Regions from separate parts of the Homo sapiens genome. Here region 2 is linked to region 1. Evidence: read pairs that join two places in POLR2A ChIA-PET (ENCODE). Cell type or tissue: OCI-LY7. All regions are shown on one strand. Links, peaks and the distances in the headings refer to the core of each region. The heading gives the core; the rest is flanking DNA.

Evidence for each region. Peaks named below come from ENCODE experiments on the same cell type or tissue, not always from the same donor. Only the 100,000 strongest peaks of a DNase experiment are listed, where the experiment ranks them.
Region 2: POLR2A ChIA-PET joins it to region 1 with 5 read pairs; 4 of 35 experiments call an interaction of 5 or more read pairs at or near these places.

The regions. Positions count from the first base shown.
Region 1 is chr4:143,353,958-143,358,361 of GRCh38, forward strand. All of the region lies in intron 1 of GAB1 (GRB2 associated binding protein 1), which reads left to right. Among named protein-coding and RNA genes, the nearest start is that of MIR3139, 13 kb to the left of the region's middle. In OCI-LY7, for the core only: no CTCF peak of the experiment used is centred there; DNase peaks (open chromatin) are centred at 1,284, 1,654, 2,734 and 3,394; H3K4me3 peaks cover 3,630 bases; H3K27ac peaks cover 4,000 bases.
Region 2 is chr4:143,235,309-143,239,712 of GRCh38, forward strand. No RefSeq gene overlaps it. Among named protein-coding and RNA genes, the nearest start is that of USP38, 53 kb to the left of the region's middle. In OCI-LY7, for the core only: no CTCF peak of the experiment used is centred there; no DNase peak of the experiment used is centred there.

The sequences.
Region 1 (4,404 bases), core at 269-4,268:
ATTATTGTTATTGTACGAAGTGTCTACCACACCCTCTCATTGCACTGAGAGTCCGAGTAAGTTTAGTTAGTAGATCACTTTGCTCTGAAGTGAATAGAAGGGTTGTTGCTGTATGCTGGTGGAGACCCAAAACCAGCTTCTTCCATTTACTCAATCAAGGAAGGCTAGACTCCTGTGACTTGTACCCTGCACTTTGAAGACTGGGCTCAGGACTTGCTCTCTTCATTTCAGGTGACCTTATTTTCTTGCTTTCTTTTGTTTTTAAAATCGTACACTTGGTATATATCTTGGTGTATCTCCTTTTTATGAGCCTCTGAGTATTCCTAACTTTTTTTCAGATTTTTTTTTCTTCCTTGTTATTTATTCTAACTCATATACTGTTTAACATAGTGATGGGTGTTTCCAATGAATATTTATATTTTCTGAAAACAAGTGTAAATGCTCTTAGAGAGAAGCATAACATTAAATAGCTATCCAAATGCAACATTGAGAAATCACTTATAAATTTTCAGTGGGGGTATTTTAACTTACAGTTTTCCATTTTGAGTTTAAAGTATAGAGAAAAAAAGGGTTACAAAATATTAGGTAAGCAGATTTATTGCCCTTTGCCTAAGTTACTAAAGGGAAGTGTTTCTTTTAAAAAAAACTTAGTGTAGAAGATTTATCATTAAACTATAATATACATATTTGACCTTGTAATATTTTTGTTTACTTATATTTGAATAGAAAATGTGCATAGATTCACTTAAAATGTGTAGTACATTGTTATTCATTATTTCTTTGTTTTAAGTTATAATTTTTAATACTCAGAGATTTCCAAATCTTTAATATCTACCTGCTTATGCCAGTGATTCTTAAATAACTAAAAAATACTCTTTTATAGTAGCTTTTATGCACAATACATTTTTTAGCAAATGTGCTTTGCCCCAAGTTGGAGAATTAGTTATATGTTGAGAAGCCCATGCTTTTACTAAGTGAAATTGAAACATAGATACTGAAATATTTTTCATCCTTCAACTAAGTTCTAGCATTGAAAACATCTGTTTGTTTTCAAACAGGATCTGTTGTTTTTCTAAACCATGTACTTCCAAAGCAGAACAGATTTTCTTCGAGATTTTTATTGAAATACCTCAAGGAGAAGAAAATGACTCAAAGAGGATAAAGGCTAATTTTTCTTAATGAAAGAAGAAAAACATTTTTTACTCTTTCTATTCTTAATTTAGGCCTAGGAAATACCCTGAGTCCAAGGCCAGCTGGTTTCAGCATGCAGAGATAAGACTAGAACACAGCTTCCTGATGCCCAGACCAGAGCTGTTCTCATTACCATTTCTATATCCACCTCCATCTTTAGTGGGTTGCTGTGATTTCCAGCATTCAAACCCTTGCACATTTCCAGAGCCTTTTAGCTGTCTCGTGGAGCAGTTCATCCCAATTGCTGCCTTTTTAATTTTTATTTTCAATTGTGTTTAAAACAAAACAACAACAACAACAACACATAACATAAACTTGACCATCTTAATCATTTTTAAGTGCACGGCACAGTAGGTTAAGTATTCAGATTGTTGTGCCAGCCCAATCTCTCCTGCTTCACCGTTCAATCTCAGTAGCATTGGAAACAACAGAAGGGTCTTTATGCAAATACCTTTCAGGAAGGCGTGCGCCTCACCTGTGTTTGCTCCTTCACAGTAGTAGGAAGTTAATTATGTGGGATTTGCTCACCTGATCCACACAGCTGATCCTACTGTAGTGCACATTTGGAAATCCCACACCCCTTTCTTCCCCTGAGGAAAAAATTCTTTCCTCATCCTAGATTCAGTGCTCTGTTTAATCTTGAGCATATGAGAATGAGTCACCATGGGTAAGAGTGTAATCTCATTTATACCTTTCTTCCAACCCTCCTTTAATTTTTTAAGTTTATGATACTGGATCCTGCTTTCCTACATAAGGGCTGGTGATTTGGAGACTAATTTTGGGAGTGCGAGGTGTTGAGATTTTTTTTGGGAACCAGTGCTTTCTGTTCTGCTGAACATGAAGCTGCATGGCCTAAGTTCTGAAATTCAGGCTATGTATGGAATGTCTGTGTGGATGAAGAAACAAGCCAATGCCTTTTTTTGGGTCGGGGCCGGGGGGAGACTGGGAGAAAGATGAATGAAAATGTTAAGATAGTCTGATTTTGTGGGGGAAATATTCAAATTTTGAGAATTTGTGCAAATCAAAGACAAGCAGTTAGTTGCTTTGTGATTTTATTTTACCCACAAAAGAAATACTTGATATTGTGCTGAAGATGTTGTTGAATAGGTATATTAACTCAGATAAAATAACTGAGTTCTACTTTTGATTCCAGTTATCCCTATCTATGCAATGTGTAAATGCTATTTCCATTTCTTCATTTGTGGAATGAAAAACATTTCACTGGAAAATTGTTTTTAAAAAAGTACTTGTAAAGTACATTGGAATCTTTAGGATACTTTGAACATGGTGCTTAAAGAATGTAAATGGTTAATGCTTGCTTTCATACCCATAGAGGAATATGGGAGTGGGAGTCACTTGAATATCAAAATGAAACTCTGTATCCATTTTTAAATACAGTATGCATTTGAGCAAAGCCCTTCTCCCTAACTGCTTATTTTAAATTGGCAGTTGCTCAGCCAACAGTCAGTAATCTCAGTTAGCAAGTGTTTGGCACGCCTGTTTTAACCTGCACAGGTTCAGTTCACACAAAGAAAGGGAGGGTTGGGTTATGTGATGCAAACACCACGTTAGCCTCATTAACATATTTTGAATAACTGTATTTGAATATTTGCCAGCTAAGCTAGGCCATCTGAAGGCCTGCCAAACAAAATGGGGGTTTCTGCGAGGAGTGCAGAGATTTGAGCTTGTAAACTTTTTACTTTTTCTTCTTGAGGGGAAAGATTTTAGATGATGCTATTTAGAATACTTTCCATACCCTCTCAAAAGAACAACCTTTTTTGTGTGTGTTTTAATTCTGCAGAAATTTTGGACTTTCTCTTTCTACCACCTTTTTATATATCTTTAAAAGAGGTACCTTAGGACATGTCTCTGAAATACCTTTAGGTAATCTATCCTGGGTGGGTTTGAGTTTCTACTCAGCCTGTTTTTTTGTCTTTGCAGAATTTAGTCCTGAAGCTCTTTCTGTGAGTCTAGCTGGAGAACCTCTTCTGCAAACTTAATGTGTGAATACCAGTGGTTGGAACAGAACAGATAGGATAAACTAGGGTATCTGTAAACTCCTACCTAGTGGATGCCCAGATCATAAAGATGCCAGCCTGGTTCAACTCTATATAGTATAGACATTGTTTTTACAAGCCTTCAGTTTTGTGGCCTGACATCTGTATCTGTTCAGAAATACTTTTTTGACTTTGACACCTGTCTGGCTGAAACCACAACTTTGGACTCTAAAACTGGGCAAGGGAGGAGTCCATTGGAACCAGGGGTTATCAGATATTTTAATATACAGGGTTTTAAGGGTGAGAACATGAGGCAGCATACACTTAGCTCTCTAGTTTTCATTCTGGGGGACAGGTGAGGGGAGTATCAAAATCACCAGGGAACTCTTTGAAAATCATTCACCTTGATTATTTTTTTCCTGTTTACCTGTTGTGAAGGGTGGGTAGGGATGACAGTGTGATGAGGTGGCATTTGAATCTAGAATCTGCGGAAGCTGTGGGTGCTGACCACAGTGTGGTAGTTTCCATAGTTTGGGCCAATTTGCAACCTGTCTTGTACTTACCCTTTGGAATAGAAAGATACAGTCTCATGATGCCAACTCTCACCCCTCCTTAAGTGTGTATTTAGTAGTATTTCCAGGAAATGATTCCTTCTACCCTAAGGGCTTTTTCCTTTCCTTTATCTCTTCAAAGATGGTTCTTAAGACTTAGTTTTAAATCATATATATATATATATGAATTATCAGAAAGAGGGAAGAATAAATTTGAGCATTCCTATTTTTTTATACATGTTTTGTAAATCTCTCCTTTAGTGGAAGGGAAAGAGGATGCAACTATGCTGAGAAATGTGTCTGTTATATAAATTGCTATTTTAAAAAACCACTTTTAAAAACTAAGAACCTAGGAAAGAACTCCGGTACGTTAAACCAAGCCCTAAATTTTCAACAGACATTTTAATGATTATATATTTTATACGTTGTGTGTACGTGTGTGTATGCCTTAAAGTTTTTAGATTGAAGTTATTAAATTTCACCTGTCTTTTGTTGCTCTTAAATGATTTACATGTAATTTTGTCAGTGATTCTTACATGATCACCATCTACTCATAATTAATTGTATAGACACAATTTTAAGTTTCATAGCTTTTTTTCCAGTTGAATTGTAACAGCCTGTTTAAAAGACAAATTTATAGGCGATTGTAATCTTCATGAAGCAAT
Region 2 (4,404 bases), core at 118-4,117, 120 kb before region 1:
CCTTGTTCTGTTACCCAGGCTGGGGTGCAGTGGCATGATTATGGCTCACAGCAGCTTCAACCTCCCAGTCTCAAGTTATCCTCCCACCTCAGCCTCCAGAGTAGCTGGGACTTACAGGTGCATGCCACCACGCCCAGCTAATTTTTTTTTTTTTAAGACATGGTCTCACCACATTGCCCAGGCTGGTCTTGAACTCCTGGACTCAAGCCATCCTCCAGTGTCAGTCTCTCCAAGTGCTGGGATTACAGCACTTTGAGCCACTGTGGCTGGCCTTTTTATTTTTTTCTTTTGAGACAGGGTCTCGCTCTGTTGCCCATGCTGGAGTGCAGTGGTGTGATCACAGCCCACAGCAGCCTTAACCTCCCATGCTCAAGTGATCCTCCCACCTCAGCCTCCTAGGTAGCTGGGTCTACAAGTACACACCACCATACCCAGCTAATTTTTAAGCTTTTTTTGGTACAGATAGGGTTTCACTATGTTGCCCAGGTTGGTCTCAAACTCTGAGCTCAAATAATCTGCCTACCTCAGCCTCCCAAACTGCTGGGCTTACAGGCATGAGCCACTGTGCCCAGCCAGAAAGTGACATTCTTTACTTACCCCAAGGTCAGGGACCCTGTAAGAGAGCTGTGCAGACCAGGTACCAGGCCAGTCTTTCTCTTTATATTGGCTTTATAATTTCAATCCCAGTCTTTCAAAGCAGTCTTGCCATGTTTGAAAATATAATATTCCAGCCACAGCCTTGGTAAAATAACCAGTGCTTCTAATATGTCCTATAACAAAAGAAAATAGATTCTATTGAACTTATTCAAATAACTATATTGAAATAAAATAAGAATGCTTATTAATACTTTCCAAATCCTGGAGAATTCAGGTAGAGAGAGAAAGGTAAATGTTTCAATTTTGCTTGCAAAAGAATACCAATTACTGTAAGATACAAATTGCTCAAAAGAAAATAAGTTTTCTTGATTCTGAAAAACAAAATACAAAATGAATCAGCAATATTTCAATGAAAAGGTCATAAAAATCACTTTATTCCCTCATCAGTTCAGTCCCATGTACTTCTTGTTCTGCTTGGTGTCATGTTAGCAATCTTCATGAACACGTCATTTTTTTTTTATTAGAGTTCTGGAAGGTTTTATCTAGTTCAATGATATCATCTCCAAAGTTATCAGAAGCCTGTATTCAAGAGCACTTGTCAGAGTCTTTTCATGAAAGTAATTTTGGACTGTAGTTGGTTGCCAGTGCTTTTAGAGAAGAGTTCAAAACAATAACTATGGATGGCAAAAACCTAAAATAGCCATGGTTAAAATCTGATGAAAGTTCCCAATTGACAAGGAAATTTAGTTATTTCTATTACATGCAGCATTTTCAGATAATAACCAGAATCATAACTGATAACATCACATCAGGGCTATCAGATTTTAATAAGTTTCACATACTCTTGAATATTCACATTAATAACATATCCATACAAATATAACTTTAGAAAAGATTTAACAAAACCAAAATTATGACTACTAGCATTATATTGTTATGAATCTGCATACTTTTGTAACATTGACATCAATAACATACCAATAAATGTAACTGAGAAAATTTGTTATTACTTACCATTTGACAATGCCTCCCATACAATTTACCAAATAAGTCTAATCATTTGCTCTCTCTATAAGATGAGAGATATATTCTTTGAAACTCTCCAGGGGCCCAACTAGATAATCTTAAAATTAAGTTTAAGCCAATAAGACTTAACTTAGGATTTTGATCCTGGGGAAACCTGCCAAAGATGTCAAAAGATTCAAAACAGTTGACCCTAACAGAATCACAGCTTATTGTTAAATAATAATTGTTCATTTAATCAGAGTGAAAATCAAAAGACTTCAGAAGGAATACAAAAAGTTGCATGGGTGTAAAAATCAATCCTTTTAAAGCTTCATTTTCCTAAGTAATCAAAAATCTAACACAGATAATGTGGGAATTATCTTGATAAAAACAAGTTTCAGAAAGGAATAGAGTTCAGAATTAGAAATGGAAACATTGGCCGGGCCCGGTGGCTCACGCCTGTAATCCTAACGCTTTGGGAGGCCAAGGCGGGTGGATCACCTGAGGTCGGTAGTTCGAGACCAGCCTGACCAACATGGAGAAACCCCGTCTCTACTAAAAATACAAAAATTAGCAGGGCATGGTGGCAGGTGCCTGTAATCCCGGCCACTCAGGAGGCTGAGGCAGGAGAATCACTTGAACCTGGGAGGTGGAGGTTGCAGTGAGCCGAGATCACGCCACTACATTCCAACCTGGCTAACAAGAGTGAAACTCCGTCTCAAAAAAAAAAAAAAAAAAAAGGAAAGAAAAGAAATTAAAACCTCTTGCAGTTTTATTAAGATCAAATCAATAATTTAAGAAAATCTCGCTGTTCTAACATAGGAGACCAAAATTTCTAGTTTTGTATTAATGTACTTTTAACATCAAAGCTCAATCTTTAAGAACACATAAATAATTTCCTTTTAATTAAAGGCGACTGAATCACATGCAAAATTTATTTCATGAAGTTTTTTCATGAACCGGCCTGGTGCAGTGGCTCACGCCTGTAATCCCAGCACTTTGGGAGGCCGAGGCGGGTGGATCACAAGGTCAGGAGTTCAAGACCAGCCTGGCCAAGATGGTGAAACCTCGTGTCTACTAAAAATACAAAAATTAGCCAGGCATGGTGGTGGGCGCCTGTAATCCCACCTTCTGAGTTATCTGCAAAATACCCATGTATTTAAGATTCTTACTTAAGTGAACACTTAATGTTCACAGGTTATAAAAATGGCTAAAAGGAATATATTTTGAAATGGTGACTAGCTTTGATAAATATCTCAGTTCGCATAAATAATCTAGCGAAACTGTTAAAAATTAATAGATTAGGTAATTGTAAATGAGATAAATGCCTGTAAATGGAGTTTTCATGTAATTTAAAATCTTAAAGTTATGTTAAATTAAATAATAGATGCTCATTAAATATCTGGGTCATTTCCAATTAAGATTTAAAAAATTATAAGAAAACATGTTTCTGAAAATTATAAAATGGTTCTTATTTATAAAATACTGAGATGTGACAGTTTAAAATTGCTTGCTAAAATTTAAGGTTACTAAGAGTTAAAAATTTTTTTTTTTTTTTTTTTTTTTTTGGGTCACTGCAACCTCCACCTCCTGGGTTTAAGCAATTCTCCTGCCTCAGCCTCCCCAGTAGCTGGAATTATAGGCATGCACTACCACAGTGGACTAATTTTTGTAATTTTAGTGGAGACGGGGTTTCATCGTGTTGCCCAAGCTGGTCTCAAGCTTCTGGCCTCAAGGGAGCTGCCCGCCTCAGCCTCCCAAAGTGTTGAGATTACAGGCATGAGCTACTTCTCGGCCTGGAAATTCTAATTTTTATATAATTTCATATGCAAAATGTGGCCAGAAAAGTAAGGTTTTTTTTAGGAAATTAATTATAAGATGGCACTAAAATGTGGGCTTTATTGAGAAAAAGAATAATTTTATATAATTTGGAGTTTATTTAAAGGTTGATTCAAAATATGGATTTAGGAAAGAAATAGAAACAAGACAGAAAGAAACCAGTAAGTAGGAAAGAGAGATGTAAAGAAATTTATGGATATGACACTATACGTTTGGTTAAAAAAGTGAAAAAGAAAGGAAAAATTTTATATGAAAATAAATCTTGTATGATAAATTTCTGTCTTAACTAAAATGAATGGCTATTGAAGAAAGAGGAAGCACAGGACAGAGCAGAAAGTCCAAGAGTGTCACTGGTGCACTAAGTCATGATAAGGTTCATGAAAAAACTTTTTTTTTTTTTTTGAGATGGAATCTCACTCTTCTAGCCCAGGCTGGAATGCAATGGCACGATCTCAGCTCACTGCAACCTCCGCCTCCTGGGTTCAAGCGATTCTCCTGCCTCGGCCTCCCCAGTAGCTGGAATTATAGGCATGCACTACCACACCGGGCTAATTTTTATAATTTTAGTGGAGACGGGGTTTCATCGTGTTGGCCAGGCTGGTCTCAAACTCCTGGCCTCAAGTGATCTACCCACCTTGGCTTCCTAAAGTGCTGGGATTACAGGCATGAGTCACCACACCCAGCCTATTGTGGTGCATTTGTATGATTATTGTATGCTTTACAAATTTTTATTTTACAATACTTAGTATTTGCTCATTCATTTTCCAACCTGCTTATTCCAGTTCAGGGTCGCAGGTAGCTGAAGTCCGTCCCAGAAGCTCAGGATGCAAGGTATAAACCAGTCCTGGTCAGGATGCCATCCTATTACAGGGCGCACTCACACACACCCACACTCATTCAGACTGGGACAATGAAGAGACACCAATTCACCTAAAGTGCACCTATTTAGGATGTGGGTGGGAA